Linked DNA regions of Homo sapiens: region 2 is linked to region 1. Evidence: chromatin loops called from intact Hi-C (ENCODE). Cell type or tissue: mucosa of descending colon. All regions are shown on one strand. Each heading gives the region's core, and the rest is flanking DNA. Links, peaks and the distances in the headings are about the cores only.

Region 1 (4,400 bases), core at 72-4,071:
TGTATAATGTAACCATTGCTCTAGGAGCTTTTATGCTTTGGCCCTGCAGTGCAGAGGGCCTTGTGACAAGTAAAGCCAGAAGTCAAGGATGCTAAGGAGACACAGGCTAAAAGAGTTCTCCAGCCTCCCTTGGAATCTAGTAACGCTGAGAAACCTGAGACTCTTTTTTGTGAGACAGAGTCTTGCTCTGTTGCCCAGGCTGGAGGGAAGTGGCACGATCTTGGTTCACTACACCCCACCACCTCCCGGGTTCAAGTGATTCTCCTGCCTTAGCCTCGAGTAGCTGGGACTACAGGTGTGCACCACTATGCCTGGCTAATTTCTGTATTTTGAGTAGAGATGAGGTTTCACCATGTTGCCCAGGCTGGTCTCGACCTCCCGGGCACAAGTGATCCTCCTGCCTCGGCCTCCCAAAGTGCTGGGATCACAGGCGTGAGCCACCATGCCAGCTAGATACTTGAGACTCTTGAAGAAACTCTTGGGTTTGTAAATACAGGGATAATAGAACTGGGAAAGATGTCTCAGAGCAGGGGTGCAAGGACAGGCTAAGTGTATCAGACATGTCTTTTGTTGCTATAGTGCATAAACAAATTTATAATACAAATATTTTTATAACAGCTTGATATACAATTTTTAGCAAAGTAGTTTTGTGTCAATGTGTACATATTTGAGAGATTTTAAGCAGAGGAATAAACTCACTGAGCCTCTCATTTAATATTTTTAATTAACATCTTTGAAAATTAATCAATTTATTTGTAATAGGCTACACAGGCCCTAAAGAGATTTTTAAATAAAAAGGAGTTGTTGATAACACAGAACTTTTGCCTGAACTGAGGAGTGGATGTCGCAGAATATACAAGAACAGTAATGGCAAAAATAAACTGATGCTAACTCAAAATTTAACCCCTAGTCTTAGGGATCAGTGAATCTCCCATTTAGATTTTGGAAGATTCAGTTCCCATGTGCATAATTCATATAAGGTACTTCCTTAATTGTATACAATCTATATGGTTTTTTCTAAACATAAAGCATTCCCTTGGGGTATTGAAATACTAATTCTTATGCTCTACTGACTCACCATTTCTTTCCTGTAATTCTGAGATGATAAAAATCAAATTCTGACTACATTTCTATCCCTTTCTTTCTTCGTTCTCCAAAAGCCTAATCATGCGAAAACTCACAGGCACAACCTTTCTGGTTTATGGAATCACATTTTGTAATGACGTTATTTATGCCCACGTTCTTGTTAAAACATGAAACACCGTGGCTGACTTCAGTCTCACCTGCAGACACAATGGGACAAAGTCTGTCTTCTCTCCTGGGCATGATTTTCTCTTTAGAAGCTGACTTGCCTTATGAATTTTCATCTATCATTTTCCCCATTTCCTTCTCTTAGGAGAGGAAAAGCACAATCTATGGCAAACCAGAGAGAAAAAGAAAATGCTGTGTGTTAAAAGCTTCTTTATAACGATGTTCCTTGACCAGTCCCCTGTGCGTTAGAGAAATGTCCCTGCTTGATGCGATGTATGTGCTTGTCTAGTGCAGACTTCAAAACATACTTGGTTCCTTACCATTTTATCACATGGCATCTCGGGGAAAGAGTATGGCAAAAACATTATTTAGATAAAAATAATGATGATTTTTATGATAGAAAATGGAAGAATATGGTGTTTTCATGTGGAAAAGAATTATCCAGAATTTCAGAGTAGGTTAGTACAGGTAAGAAGGTCCTATGTGAGCACCCATGCTTCAGGTTTTTCTCTGCTTTTTGGTTTATAGTTAAGACATTCCTATAAATTAGGTTCCAATATTTGCTCCACTTTAGAAATGAGAAAATGGAAGTTCAGAGAGTTTGGGTTACTTGTCCAAAGTCACTCTCCTAGTTAGCTACTAGCAGAGCTGGGATTCAAATCCAGAACGGATGATTTAAACCATTTACACTGCAGCACTACTTACATGAAATGCTATAGTGCTTTGTAAATTATAAAGCACAAGGCAAAGCTGTTGTCTCCTTCAGGTTTATGCTGCCATTTTTTTCCTCCTGGCTTTTCCTTCATTCTGGAATGTATGCCACTGTCTAAACCTGTTGAAAACCTCCTCCTCATCTTGCAAAAGCCTGCTCTACAAAATTCCTCTTCCCCTATTCTTCCCTCATTTTCCTCATTGGTGGTAATACCTCTCAAAAAAGATGCACTAATGTATTGTTGCTAAAAGAAATCTTAAGACTACAAAAAGGCTGAATTCCTCCTTCCTGTGCCCTCTCCCAACCCCTTTCCTTGAAGTAACCACGTTACTTTTTGCTAAGCATTTACTTGAACACATATACATAGAAATACAGTTAACTCTCGAGCAACATGGGTTTGAATTGTTATAGTCCACTTGCACACAGAAGGTTTTCTTTTTGTTCTTTTCTTTTTCTTTTTTTTCGAGACGGAGTCTTGCTCTGTCGCCCAGGCTGGAGTGCAGTGGCGCCATCTCGGCTCACTGCAAGCTCCGCCTCCCGGGTTCACGCCATTCTCCTGCCTCAGCCTCCCCAGTAGCTGGGACTACAGGCGCCCGCCAGCGCACCCGGCTAATTTTTTTTTTGTATTTTTAGTAGATATGGGGTTTCACCTTGTTAGCTAGGATGGTCTCGATCTCCTGACCTTGTGATCCACCCGCCTCGGCCTCCCAAAGTGCCCAAAGTGCTGGGATTACAGGCGTGAGCCACCGCGCCGGGCCAGAAGGTTTTCAATAAACATACAGTACACTTTTTTGGAGACTTTGGACAATTTGAAAAACTCACAGATGAATCTTTTAGCCTAGAAATATTGAAACATTAAGAAAAAGGCATGTCGGGAGTTCGAGACCAGCCTGACCAACATGGAGAAACCCCGTCTCTACTAAAAATACAAAATTAGCCAGGCGTGGTGGCGCACGCCTGTAATCCCAGCTACTCGGGAGGCTGAGGCAGGAGAATCGCTTGAACCCGGAAGGCAGAGGTTGCAGTGAGCCGAGATCGCGCCACTGCACTCCAGCCTGGGCGACAAGAGCGAAACTCCGTCTCGAAATAAATAAATAAATAAATAAATAAATAAATAAATGAAGGTAAGTTATGAATGCATAAAATATATGTAGGTATAAGTCTATTTTATCATGTACTACTATGACATGGGTATAAATCTATTATAAAATGTTAAAATTTGTCAAAACTCACATAAACATTTACTTACCATGCATCGCACCACCCGCAGTCAAGAGAAATGTAAACAAGTAAAGAAGCAGTATTAAATCATAACCGCGTAAAGTTAACTGTAGTACATACTGCACTACTGTAATCATTTTGCAGACCTCTCGTGTTACGGTGTAGTGAGGAGTAGAGCAAATATCCGCTGAAAACACCCAGTGACATGGGTCTGCATGCGAGTGGTTCCTCTCTCCAGCAAATCGCATGTTGCAGTAACAAGTGATCCTTCGGGGTGGTTCTCCTGTATTTCCCGTGTGATATAGTCAACGTTGAATAACACCAAGGGACCCATATGAAGTGCCACTAGTGATGTCAGTAGTGCTTCCAAGGAGCAGAGAAAAGTCAAGACTTTAGAAGAAAAAGTCGAATTGCTTGGTAAGATTGAGGTCTGCGGCTATGGTTGCCCACCATTTCAGACTGATGATTCGGTTTGTAAACAGATATACGTATCTATAATACAGTACCTACTATAAAACTATTTCCCCTTCCTTATAATTTCATTAATAACATTTTCTTTTCTCTAGCTTACTTTATTGTAAGAATGAAGTATATAATTCATATAACATACAAGATATGTGTTAATCAACTGTTTATGTTATCAGTAAGGCTTCCATTAGCCAGTAGACTATTAGTCATTATGTTTATAGGGAGTCAAAAATTATACATGGCTTCTCAGCTGTGCAGGGGACAGCGCCCCTAACTCCTGCATTATTCAAAAATCAACTGTATGTGGTTTTGTTGTTTTTTAGAAAAATGAATAATTTCTTTTTATATTATTCTGTTACATTTTTTCCCCACTTAATAGAACGTCCAGAAAATCTTTGCATCTCAGAATGCCTGAAGCTGCCTTGTTCTTGTTTTTTTTATTTCATTTTTTTATTATACTTTAAGTTCTGGGGTACATGTGCAGAACGTGCAGGTTTGTTACATAGGTATACTCGTGCCATGGAGGTTTGCTGCACCCATCAACCATCATCTACATTAGGTATTTCTCCTAATGCTATCCTTCCCCTAGCCCCCTCACCCCCCAACAGGCCTTGGTGTGTGATGTTCCTCTCCCTGTGTCCATGTGTTCTCATTATTCAACTCCCACTTATGAGTTAGAACATGCGATGTTTGGTTTTCTGTTTTGTGTTAGTTTGCTGAGAATTATGGTTTCCAGCTTCATCCATGT
Region 2 (4,400 bases), core at 71-4,070, 220 kb before region 1:
TGCCATTCTTATTTCATTTATCCCATTTTTTTGGCATAATATGTTAAGGTAAATCCCAGACAACCTATCATTTTACCCATAAACATCACTTTCTCAATTAGACACAGACATTTGTCTAAAGACTTTTTAAGTATAACCACCATTCTCATATCTAAACAAAATTAATAGTTCCTATTATTACAGACCTCACTTGAATTTACATTTTTCCTAATATATGAGTATGCTTGTGTGTGTGTGTGTGTGCGCACGCACATGTGCGTATGACTTTGTTGATATCCTGCCCTGTGTCCCCAGCCCATCCCTGGGTTCACTTGCAGCTGTGACAGGCAGTCCCCGAGATGTTCCCAGCCCCTCTCCTCAAGTGCCAGTGACTCTGCCCCTCTGCCTAAGGGCATTCTCTCTCCAGCCACTGCCAGGAAGTGCAGGGGAGTTAATGCAAGAGAACTGACACCATTGGGGCGACTGTCAACCACTGGGGCAGAATCAGTAGATAAATGCCCTAGCTTCCCCAGACTCTGTGGGCGATTCTACATTGGGTTCTATACAACCTCTCAGATGAACCCATTCAATAGCTTATTAATAGACAGAATCTTTATTGGCTTTTCTCTCATCTGTCTCAATTGCTGTATTCCCTCACTCCTGTTTCTTTGTGTCACCTCCCAAGTGAACTACCACAGCAGAGTAATTCTTGTTTCTGGAACTGTAGTGGGTGGGGGGTGTAAAGCAGGGACAGACAGGCTCAGGTCTGTTAATAATTCTTGATGACATTACATTTCATATGGACAACTGGCCATGAGGAGCCTGGAAGCCTAAGCTACTGGTAAGGGATTACTTGCTCTTTCCCACAATCAGTTATAGATCCATTACAAGTCTTATAAAACTAGATCTGAGAACAATTCTCAAAAAGAGTTCATTAGCCTTCACAGATCAGCAAGCTTGCTTTTCTGTGCATTTACAGCTAGCATCTTCCTGATTATTTCTTGCTTTGTTGTTATCTCAATTCTCCTCACTTCCCAAGGGACATTTTAAGACCTCTGGAAAGCTTTGGAGAGGTGAAAATCCATATATTTTTCAGATACAGGCATTTCTTTCTTAAATTCCAAAGAGAACAATGGGGATTAAGGTTGGGGAGGGTGGATTAAAAAAAAGAACTCACTCCAGGAACCAACCATCAGAGTGGAGCTTTGTTCAAACAGACCTTACTTATACATGAAAGCCTCAAGCCAAATTTAAAGACCAAAACAAAGTTTCTCTTTCAGCCTCTGTTGAGGATTATTCTGTCTCTATTCCTCTAAATTGTACAGAAATACTTCTAAATGATATATTTAGTTTCTTCATTCAATCACCTTTGTCCGTACTTTCTTTTGTGTGTGTGCGTGTTTTGTTTTTTTTGCTTTTTTATTTTTTTGGAGATGGAGTCTCACTCTGTTGCTCAGGCTGGAGGGTAGTGGCACAATCTTGGCTCACTGCAACCTCTGCCTCCCAGGTTCAAGCAATTCTCCTGCCTCAGCCTCCCGAGTAGCTGGGACTACAGATGTGCGCCACCACGCCCGGCTAATTTTTGTATTTTCAGTAGAGACAGGGTTTCACCATGTTGGTCAGGCTGGTCTCAAACTCCTGACCTCCCAACTGGCCTCCCAAGCTGCTGGGATTACAGGCGTGAGCCACCATGCCCGGCCTGTACTTTTTTTAGTGTAGTGTTTACACTAATTATCAATTATGTGTTTACCTGTCAGTGTCCCTCTGATGACTTGTGTATCTCCCACCCTAACACAAGAGAAGTTCAGCAGAGTAAGCTGAATCAGTAAATAGATGGTGGAGCCTAATGACAAAGTTTTCTGAAATAAACTCTATCTTTATGGTGGATGAAACTGTCAGGTGATATACTTCGACTGACAACACTGTCATTGTGAGACATGATGAAAGACTCCAGATCCTCTATATCTGCAAGCAAGGGACTCATATCACATTCTCAGAAGAGATGAAGGAGAAGCTAGGGGCTTGTTCATGAACTATACTGTAACTACACAGACACGTCTCCTCTTGTTCTTTGAGGATAATTTAGCTCTAGGACATTCTCCAAAGCACCAATTTTTAGTCAACAACCTCATCAGGGAAGCAGGAGAAAAGTTACTATATAACTATAGTGTGATCTAAGATCAAAGTCTAATACCTAATTTCTAAAAAGATTAAAACCATGTATTTTTTCCCTTGATGCATACGTGGAGAACCTATAAATAAATGGATTCCTTACTAAGCCATTCCCAAAAACTGCCAGGAGATGGCATCCACACTCTACTCATTTACTAAGAGTTTCTAGCTGGGCTTGGACGTCTTACAATCTTAGAATAAAATCTTTGGGGAAACAAGCTGATCAACGGGCTAAAATGTGATAAGACTACATTAAAAGCATCAGTCCCAGGCCTATTTACTTTGAGGTTCCACCCAGTGACTTGTAACTTTTCTGTTTAGTTTCCCTGAGAAAATCCTCCTGATAATTTAGAAGCTGAAGGGATCATCTAGGTTGAGCCAAGACTGAAAGATGCTTTGTCTTGGCAAGCAACATGGCTGACAATGGGTTCCCAATGCATATTCAGGAGCTCTTTGCAAGGCAGAGTTGTCCGCTTGCACTTACTGCAGTTAATTTTTTTTTTTTTTTTTTAATGAACAAAGCTTCAGTTTCCAGGAATAAAAGAAAAAGAAGTCAGAGGAAACAGTCTTTGATGTTATGAGGCTGAGACACTACTCTTCCTTCAGGACTATTTCATTCTGACTATAAGTGAATAAATACATTGAAGACTTCAGGAGCTCAGAAGATTAATAAAAAGAAAATGTTTTAACCTATCTTCCATCAAGTCTAAATAAACAATATATATATTGTATGACGCTTTGCAGTTTCCAGAGAATGGCCACAATCATTTTCCCATTTGTTCCCTATAATTACTTGATGAACAGCTCTAGAATTCTCATTGTAGGGATGTGGAGGCTGAGGCTCCTAGCCCTAAGTAACTAGTCAAGATGAGTATACAAAGTATCCACCTAGTTCTCCGGCCTAAACCAGACTAAAACTAATCTGACCACACACAATTATTTTGAAGGAAAGATAGAGGGATCATTTTTTTTCCCATCAAGTTGTCAATTTGTTGTAAGGTGGGAGAAAGGGCTCAAAATGTAAGGTGTGCTCTATTGGGAGGAATCTATGATGGTTATAGCCAGACTGCCTGGGTTACTGATAAGATTCCCTTCTTTCCTTACCTATGCCAGCAAAATAAACACACATCTTTGATGAAAAATAACTTGTCTTTAAGTGTCAATAACCAAGTGCTTAATAGCTATTAATCAATTTTCCACATGGCTTATTAACAATGACCTCCTGCTTCTATTGTTTTTGCCTTCGTTTAAATAAGTAAATGTTATTTCAAATACTAATTTCCTCAATCTAGTTTTCAAATAACAAATCAGTAATATCCTAAAAACATGCTAGTTTGAAAAATAATGATATGTTAATAAGTCTTAGAAGTATTTCCATCGTATAAAGTTGGAATGTTTGATACATCCAGAAGTTCAGATTAGTACAGCTACACCCATCCCTGTAATTTAAGAAAGGACTAAGGGATCAAATGAGTTTTTCCAAGGACAACAGACATGAAAAAAAAAATACTGACAGGCTAACAGACTAATAAAGAGCTGAATCTGCTGAGACAGAATTGCCTACCTGATAACTGTTTTCAGTATCTGGGTAAAAACATACTCTATTGTTTGAGCTTGAAAATGTTCGGATCAAAAGAAATCAGACTTGAAATAACCAGCCAAAGCCCTCTGCAGAAGTAGAAATTTGCAGTTTAAAAGCACGGGTAGATCATTTAAAAGAGGACAAAGCTGCAGTGTTTTTAAATCCATGCCTGCTCAATTAAAAAAAGTCTTGGGCGGGCGCGGTGGCTCACACCTGTAATCCCAGCACTTTGGGAGGCCAAGGTGGGCAGATCACGAGGTCAGGAGATCGAGACCATCCTGGCTAACACGGTGAAACCCTGTCTCTACTAAAAAAAATACAAAAAATTACCCAGGCGTGGTGGTGGACGCCTTTAGTCCCAGCTACTGGGGAGGCTGAGGCAGGAGAATGGCGTGAACCCAGGAGGTGGAGCTTGCAGTGAGCTGAGATTGTGCCACTGCATTCCAGCCTGGGCGACAGAGCGAGACTCCATCCCAAAAAAAAAAAAAAAATTCTTAGACAAAGTCAAAGATGAGTCTCATAATGCTGACATGGGAAAGTCATACTTTGAGAGATGGCTTCTTTCATCTACTTTCCCCCAACCATCTAAAAATGGAGCAAGTCAGTGGATGAACAGTGTGGCATTCAAACATTCTAGCCAGAAATTATTAACCAAATGATGGCTACT

The links. A loop is a pair of places that touch in the nucleus more often than their neighbours do. Peaks named below come from ENCODE experiments on the same cell type or tissue, not always from the same donor. Only the 100,000 strongest peaks of a DNase experiment are listed, where the experiment ranks them.
Region 2: it touches region 1 in a loop (5-fold over the local background); 106 of 110 quality-filtered maps call a loop at or near these places.

Annotation. Positions count from the first base shown.
Region 1 is chr3:193,033,593-193,037,992 of GRCh38, forward strand. No RefSeq gene overlaps it. Among named protein-coding and RNA genes, the nearest start is that of MB21D2, 120 kb to the left of the region's middle. In mucosa of descending colon, for the core only: a CTCF peak has its summit at 1,714; no DNase peak of the experiment used is centred there.
Region 2 is chr3:192,810,657-192,815,056 of GRCh38, forward strand. All of the region lies in intron 1 of MB21D2 (Mab-21 domain containing 2), which reads right to left. Among named protein-coding and RNA genes, the nearest start is that of FGF12, 85 kb to the left of the region's middle. In mucosa of descending colon, for the core only: a CTCF peak has its summit at 2,268 (motif pointing right); no DNase peak of the experiment used is centred there.